2 separate regions of the Homo sapiens genome follow, and region 1 is linked to region 2. A link is a contact called in ENCODE Hi-C or POLR2A ChIA-PET data. All regions are on one chromosome and are shown on one strand. Each heading gives the region's core, a stretch centred on a gene start or an enhancer-like site at or near the end of the contact. The rest is flanking DNA. Distances are from core to core; before and after follow the strand shown.

What was found. Hi-C counts contacts between places; a loop is a spot of excess contacts on that map. ChIA-PET counts read pairs that join two places held with the same protein, here RNA polymerase II (POLR2A). Pooled maps may share reads with other maps.
Region 1: a loop to region 2 is called in a pooled map, with 2.7 times the contacts of the local background. The contact joins the promoter of DLGAP3 here to the promoter of ZMYM1 in region 2. A Hi-C loop is called at or near these places in 2 of 50 pooled maps. POLR2A ChIA-PET finds 5 or more read pairs at or near these places in 7 of 52 experiments (A549, H1, WTC11 and 3 more).

What each region holds. Positions count from the first base shown.
Region 1 is chr1:34,928,136-34,932,110 of GRCh38, reverse strand. It overlaps DLGAP3 (DLG associated protein 3), which reads left to right and starts at 2,461. Exons shown (of 12, transcript NM_001080418.3): 1 at 2,461-2,660. RefSeq lists silencers at 1,853-1,902, 2,883-2,952.
Region 2 is chr1:35,077,446-35,081,384 of GRCh38, reverse strand. ZMYM1 (zinc finger MYM-type containing 1) reads right to left here and starts at 2,000. Exons shown (of 10, transcript NM_024772.5): 1 at 1,943-2,000. RefSeq lists an enhancer at 1,575-2,093.

The sequences.
Region 1 (3,975 bases), core at 1,212-3,711, 150 kb after region 2:
TGTATGCCCCCAAGAGGCTAGCAAGGTGCCAGGTATAATCAGTAAAGGGTTGTTGAATGAACAAATGAAAATAACATTATGTTCTCAATTCTAAAATGCACCAACTCTAATAGCTTTAACAGAAAGGTAAGAAGAGCCATATTAAATGTCCCTGTTTATTGTAAGATGCTTTCCAGTTTCAGAATAGTTTACAAAATACAGGTCTTAGAACTGCGAAAACACGGTGGTGCTTTTTAACATCCTCTATCACGGCTGTTCTTTTTTTTTTTTTTTTTTTTTTTGAGACGGAGTTCCAGGCAGGAGTGCAATGGTGCAATCTCTGCTCACTGCAACCTCTGCCTCCCGGATTCAAGTGATTCGCCTGCCTCAGCCTCTGAGTAGCTGGGATTACAGGCGCCCAACACCACACCGGGCTAATTTTTGTATTTCGGGTAGAGACAGGGTTTCACCATGTTGGCCAGGCTGATCTCGAACTCCCGACCTCAGGTGATCCGTCTGCCTTAGCCTCCCAAAGTGCTGGGATTACAGGCGTGAGCCACTGTGCCCGGCCGTCAGCTCATCCTTTTTTTTTTTTTTCTTTAAGACTGAATCTGGCTCTGTTGCCCAGGCTGCAGTGTGGCACAGTCTCAGCTCACTGCAACCTGTGCCTCCCGGGTTCAAGCAATTCTCCTGCCTCAGCCTCCTGAGTAGCTGGGATTACAGGCACGTGCCACTGCACTCGGCTAATTTTTTGTAATTTTAGTAGAGACGGGATTTTACCATGTTGGCCAGGCTGGTGTTGAACTCCTGACCTCAGGTAATCCACCCGCCTTGGCCTCCCAAAGTGCTAGGATTATAAGCATGAGCCACTGCGCTCGGCCCAACGGCTGTTCTTATGCTCCACGGAAAGTGAGATGTTTCCTTCAGTTCTAAAGTGGGTTCCTGGGAACAACTTTCTTATTTTCATGACATCTGCTCTTGACTGAACCCTGGGCTGGAAATGGTCTGCAACCTCACTTCATGATTGAAGAGACAATGAACCGTTCTTGTGAGCAGCAGGGTAGGTGACCAATCTACTAGTCTCTTACCAGACTTCTAGGTATCCCTTGGGAAGAGGGCTCTCCAAGCCCCTTATGTTATTTAATGTAATGTGGCATCTTAAAACATCATCTCCCTGGGGAAAAGAGGTCTTGGCTCCCAGTTCTAGCTCTTCTGGGCCTTTGGCTTCTCCTTTCCGTGCCTCACTTTCCCCTTTATACAGGGAGGAGAGCCGGTGGCCCCACAAGGAAACAGAGAGCAGGGAGTTGTTGGGGTGCGGGGTGGGGGCCGTTGAATCAGAACAACTCCAAGGTATGTTCCTAGAGAGGTGGGCAGTCTCAAGCCTCCCAAGCCCACACCTCACCATCCCAAGCTTTCAAGACCGGAAAAGGTAGAGGAGGGAAGAGGGCTTTAAGGATGCCCACTGAACCTCCACCCCCAACTTTCAGCGCCGGAGGCAGTGTTTCCTCACACCTACCCTGGAAAGCCGGAATCCGGAGCCACCCCTTCCCCCACGTCTTCAGCCCCTCCCCCTGCGGCTTCCCCACCGTGGCCCCCTCCCCCCCATTACAGCATCGCTCTGGGCGCCAAGACGGATTCAAGCCAGGGGACTGCTGCAGTCCGCTCTCCGCCTCTCGGCTCCCGCAGCCTGTGTCCGGGCTCCGCAGCCTCCAGCTGTGCTTCGGACAGTCCCTTTCCCCCCACCCCGACCCCGCCATGGCACAATCCCAGGCTCAGGGCCCAGAGGCGGGCGGGCACAGTGGGCACGGGCGGGGGCCCAGCACAGGCGGCAGGTACAGCGGGGCTCTCCCTCCACACTGGGGATGCCTCGGCTGTGCGGACTGTGGGTGGGGGACGCCTGCCAGCGGCTCCGAGGCCGGGCACAGCGCCCCATCCTGGCAGGGGCTGGGGCCGAAGAGGGGGGCTCCCTGACCCCAAGCCAGGAGCTGAGGTCAGGCGGCCGACCGGGAAAGCCCGAAGGAGAGTCTCCTAAGCGGACGGGCCTGGGGGCTGTGTGTGACATTCAGGGCGTGACTGCCCCTCGGCGGGGGGCGAGACCCGGTCCGTGAGGCTGAGCTGGTCCCCGACCGCCCGCCCGCCGCCGGGCTTGGGTCCCTGTACCCAGGTCGGCTGTGCGTGGCCGTGACACTTCGGGTGCCTGTTCCTGGGTCCCCGGGGAGGGGGATCTCATTCCTGCCCCTACGCTGGGCGCCCCCAGCACCGTCGCTCAGCGAGGTGGGCGCTCCTCCGGGACCCCGGCGGCCGCCCGCGGGCGGCGACCTCGGCCCTCCTGGGTCCGCGCGGGGGCGGGGAGCTCGGTCCCCCTCCCTCTTCCTCTCCCTCTCCCTCTCCCTGCTCGGCTGCCCTGCGCGGGGGCGGGGGCGGGGGCGGAGCGCGCGGGCGGGATCCCCCCGCCTCCCCTTCCCGGTCCCCGGGAAATCCAGCCTCCGTGGCTTGGCCGCCTCCCGCTCCCGCGCCCGCTGCCGCTCGGCGCTCGCTTGGGGCTCCGCAGCCGGCGCGGCCCCTCAGCTGGGGGCTCCGCAGTGCCGGGCCCCGGTCCCTGCCCGCCTGCCCAACGCCGCAGCGCCCCCGGCCCGGGCCGCCGGCACCATGTAACCCGGCCGGAGCCCGAGCCGGGCCAGGTAAGCCGCGGGGAGGAGTGGGGACGGGGCCGCGCTCGCGGCTCCCTCTGCAGCGCCCCCCAGGCACGGCCCGGCTGCGGCCCCGGCGCCGCCCACGCCCCGGGCTCCGGCGCTCGGCTCCCGGCCCCGGGAGGGGGGAGGGGCTGGGCCTCCTCAGCTGCCCCCGCTCCTGCCCCGGCCTGGCTGCCCGCGGGCCCGACCCGAGGGGCGGGCAGGGGACCACGCGGACCGCGGACCCACGCTCCCGGTCAGGGCCGCGGGGACAGGCCAGCCCCGGCCCAGCCCTCGCCCGGCTGGAGGCTCGGGTCTGGGAGGGAGTAGCCAGCTGGTTGTGGGGGAAGTCGTGGTGCTGGGGAGATCCGGAGAGAAGTTTCCTCTGCAGGTGTGTGAATGTGAGTGCGTGTCGCTGTGTGTCTGTGCCGAGTGTGTCACTGTGTGGGTCTGTGGGCGATTGTGTGTGCCGGTGAGTGTATGCCGTGAGTGTGTGCGTGTGTCACTGTGGGCGAGAGTGTGTGTGCATGTTAGTGGGTGTATGCAGCGTGAGTGTGGAGGGTGGTACTGTGTATGCATCTGTGGACATGTGAGTGAATGAGTGTGTGTTGTCCCCATGTGTGCCTGTGTGTGTCTGTGAGTGTGTGAATGGATGTGTGTGCCGGCGTGACTGTCTCTGTGAGTGGGTCCCGGTATCTGCCCTGTGTGACTGTGTGTGTGTGTGTGTGCGTGTGCGCGCGCGTGCGTTGGCTGTGTGAGAGAGAGTGTATCTGAGCGCGGTTCACTCTGAATCACCCACACCTGGGCTCTGTCCCCCCCACTGTCCCCCCATTCCTGGTGGGATATGGGACAGGGAGATGAGACTTTTCCGAGGTCAGATCATTCCCCACTTCTCTGGGGACCCCTGACCCTTGATTCAGGCAAGAGCTTTGTGGCACTCCCCAGCTTGGTCTCTACCTTCACCTACCTCAGGGGGTGCCCTCTGGGATGTTGCTGGTCGTGTCCTTCCTGCATGCTAAGGCCCCTGGTGGGTGGGAGGGGGGATCTGGGGCGAGCTGGAGTATGTGCCTGCGTGTGCTGCTTCTCCTTTTGGGGGCCTGGGAACTTGTGTCATCTCAATAATGTTTCACCAAGGGCCTTTTAGAGCTAGGAGATGAGGAGGCCAGGTGGAAGCGTCTGCCCTGTTAGTCATCAGAGCAGGTGGCGCTCTCCCAGACTTCCAAGTCCCAAACCTTCAAGTTCTGGGTTATTGGTTCAGTCCACTGGCTCCGGGTGGGTCTGTACTAAGCTCTTTGAAGTAATAATAATAAAATAATGCCCTCAT
Region 2 (3,939 bases), core at 751-3,250:
AAAAAAAAATGTTGGAAGGGCTTATAAAGCTACAGTAAATTAAGATAGTGTGGTATGGACACAAGCAAAAACAAAACAGAGTCTGGAAGCAGATATACTCCTATCCCTTATTTCTTCGCATTATACCACTTCTTTATACATTACACTTTGCTAAGATTTATTTTATTCGGCCGGGCACGGTGGCTCCTGTCTGCAATCCCAGCACTTTGAGAGGGTGGATCAGCTGAGGTCGGAGTTCTAGACCAGCCTGGCCAACATGGTGAAACCCTGTCTCTACTAAACAAAAATTAGCCAGGTGTGGTGTAATCCCAGCTACTTGGGAGGCTGAGGCAGGAGAATCACTTGAACTGGAGGTGGAGGTTGCAGTGAGCTGAGATCGCGCTACTGCACTCCAGTCTGGGAGACAAGAGTGAAATGCTGTCTCAAAAAAAAAAAATTATTTTATTCAACTGAGTTCTGCAAGGTCTTTTACTAGCCTGATGGGAAGGCTGGAGGCAGAAGGCTATATGTTTTTCAAACCAAACTAAAATGTCCATGGTTAATTCTGCAGGCAATGAAGAGCCATCATTTCCGAAGTGCCTTGGTACCGGGTTACACTGATGAGTAGGATGTCCCAACCAGTAAGTATATACAAGGTACTGAGAAGAAATGAAAAAAGAAGACGGTCAGTCTTCTGGGAGGTGAAATTTGAGCTGGGTTTTAAAGTGTCTACCAACCAATGATGGCGGATATTCCTGGTATAGAGACAGCATGTACAAAACCACAAATAGCCGGGCACAGTGGCTCAAGCCTGTAATCCCAGCACTTTGAGAGGCCCAAGCAGGTGGATTGCTTCGATTCAGGAGTTCGAGACCAGCCTAGGCAACATGAAGATAACCTGTCTCTACAAAAAATACAAAAATTAGCTGGGCGTAGTGGGGAGCACCTGTTGTTCCAGCTACTCTGGAACCTGAGGTGGGAGGATCGCTTAAGCTCGGAAGGCTGAGGCTGCTTGTGAGCCGTGATCGTGTCACTGCACTCAGCCTGGGCCAAAGAGCGAGACCCAGTCTCCAAAAAAAAAAAAAAAAAAAGAAGCACAAATATATGGGAACTAGAAGGAGTGGGACTGTTGTTGCAGATAAAGTACAAGTGCAAGAGTGCTAGTAGAAGGAACTGGAAAGTTTGAAAAGTAGACATGGGTCATGTCAGGAAGGTCCCTGATACCAAATACCTTAAAATTAATCTTGTAAATCAGCAGCGTTCAAACTGTGCTTTTGGGGTTCAGCAAACATTTCATTTTTTTTTTTGAGACGGGGTCTCGCTCTGGAGTGCAGTGGCACGATCTCGACTAAATGCAACCTCTGCCTCCCGGTTCAAGCGATTCTCCTGCCTCAGCCTCCTGAGTAGCTGAGATTACAGGCGCCTGCCACCAAGCCCAGCTAATTTTTGTACTTTTAGTAGAGACGGGGTTTTGCCATGTTGGCCAGGCTGGTCTCGAACTTCTGACCTCAAGAGATCCGCCCGCCTGGGCCTCCCAAAGTGTCGGGATTACAGGCTTGAGGCACCACGCCCGGCCAGGAGTCAAACTTTTGAAAAATCACTGCTCAATGAAGGAGAGATACAGGTGTGATGGGGCTTCTGAAACGGAGGCTGCGGAGCGAGACTAAAGTCTGAAGGCCCAGTTACTACACAGGAGCAGGAGGCGGCGAGAATCGCTGGAAGCGGGGAGCACTAACCCCCCCAGTCTATGAGGGCAAGGTTAAAGGAGGCGGCAAACACAATCCACGTCAGGGCCTGGCCCGGAGTTCCCGACCCCCATCTGGCGGAATCCGCACTCAAAGCTCCGTCTCTAAAACCCCGACCCGGCGCGTCATCCTCCCTCCGACCGACAGCAGAAACCCTGCCCCTTTCGAGTAAGGCGCAGGAGTAAAGACCGAAACCAGAGCCGCATGAGGAGGCTTACTAATTTCTCTCAGGGACGCCCCGCCCAACGCTTCTGAAACAATCTTCGAAGCGAAACGGCCCCGCCGACCCCGCCCCTCTCCCGTCGTGCTCTGCGGTTGAGCATGCGCAGGGCCGCTGGCTCAGGGTGGTCCCAGCTCCCTGAATTGGGAAGAGCGACTTTGGGATAGAAGAAGTGGGAGAGGGGGAGGGGAAGAGTCCTTACGGCCCGCATAGGATCTTACCCTTGAAGTCGTCGCTGGCTGGCAGCCAAAGTAGGACCCTTGACTCAGAGCTCAGGCAGGGCAGTTAGATTTCCTGGATTTGAGAGATGGCTTTACTACTTATTAGCTGTGTGCTAGTAAGCGATTTGACAACTTCTATAAATCTCCATTTCTTCGACCTTGAAATGGGGATAATTGTAGTGGCTGCATCGTAGGTTTGTAAACATTAGGCAGGCTTCTGCAGAAGCTGGACTCAAAAAAAAAAAATATGACAGGCAATGTTAGCAAAGTGCCAGTTGCAGAGTAAATTCCTAGTAAAAGGAAATTATCCTCAGAGGTAGGGAGGGAGTTCAGACTTCTTTCATTAGTACGTTAAAATTAAAATGACCCCAGGCTGGGTGTGGTGGGTCACACCTATAATTCCAGCACTTTGGGAGGCCGAGGCGGGTGGACTGCTTGAGTTCAGGAATTCAAGACCATCCTGACCAACATGGTGAAACCCCGTCTCTATTAAAAATACAGAAATTAGCCGGGCATGGAGGCGGGCGCCTGTAATCCCAGCTACTTGGGAGTCTGAGGCAGGAGAATCGCTTGAAGCCAGGAGGCAGAGGTTGCAGTGAGCTGAGATTGTACCACTGCACTTCAGCCTGAGCGACAGAGAGAGACTGCGTCTCAAAAAAAAAAAAAAAAAAAAAAAAAAAAATTAAAATAACCCCAAACTGCATGTCAAAAATAATGGCATATTTTAAATGTTTTTTGACAATACTTTCAACACCTAAAAAAGTATAGGACGAACTAACTGTGCTATTCCTAAAGGCATAAGAGGATTCTAAAATATATATATAAGGTTGAATGATGAACTTATTATAATCATATTTGACAATTACTTTTAAAGGAGATATTCTCAAAAATCTAAATTTGAGGCCCTTGTGAAGGTGAGGTCCAGACCAAAAGGGCCTCCTAATCCTTGCTGCTATGGTCCTTAAATATCCTTTGGAATTAGCCTCAAATCTAATATAAACCCTTTGGTAATTTGAAATATTATACGAGTAACTGAAGTTAATTTCTCCAACATTTATTATTACCTTCTAATATTCATAATAATCTGTTTAGACTGTTAGGATTAGAAAGGACCTTACTGAAATGATCTCTCCTCTAATGCTCCCTTCCTACCAAAGGAAAAGCTGAAGGCAAGAGGATAAAGGTAATTTGCCCCAAGTTACACAGCAACTCAGTGACTGGGATTAGATTGGAACCCAGAAATGAGTCCTGGTTCAGTGGGCATCCAAAGGCAAGTGATGTCATTGTAAATGCCCCGTGGGTTCACCTTGCCCGCTACCTAAACACAGTCCATTTATCAAGACGGGGAATTGCAATAGAGAAAGAGTAATTCACGCAGAGCCAGCTGTGCGGGAGACTGAAATTTTATTATTATTTAAATCAGTCTCCTCGAGCATTTGGGAATCAGAGTTTTTAAGGACAACTGGTGGGTGGGGGGAAGCCAGTGAGCCAGAAGCGCTGATTGGTTAGGTAGGAGATGAAATAATGGGAAGTTGAAGCTGTCTGTCCTCATGCGCTGAGTTAGTTCCCTGGTGGGGGCCACAAGATCAGATGAGCCTGTTTATCTATCTGGGTGGTACCAGCTGATCCATCAAGTGCAGGGTCTGCAAAATATCTCAAGCACTGGTCTCAGGAGCAGTTTAGGGAGGGTCAGAATCTTGGCCTCCAGCTGCATGACTCCTAAACCATAATTTCTAATCTTGTGGCTAATTTGTTAATCTTATAAAGGCAGTCT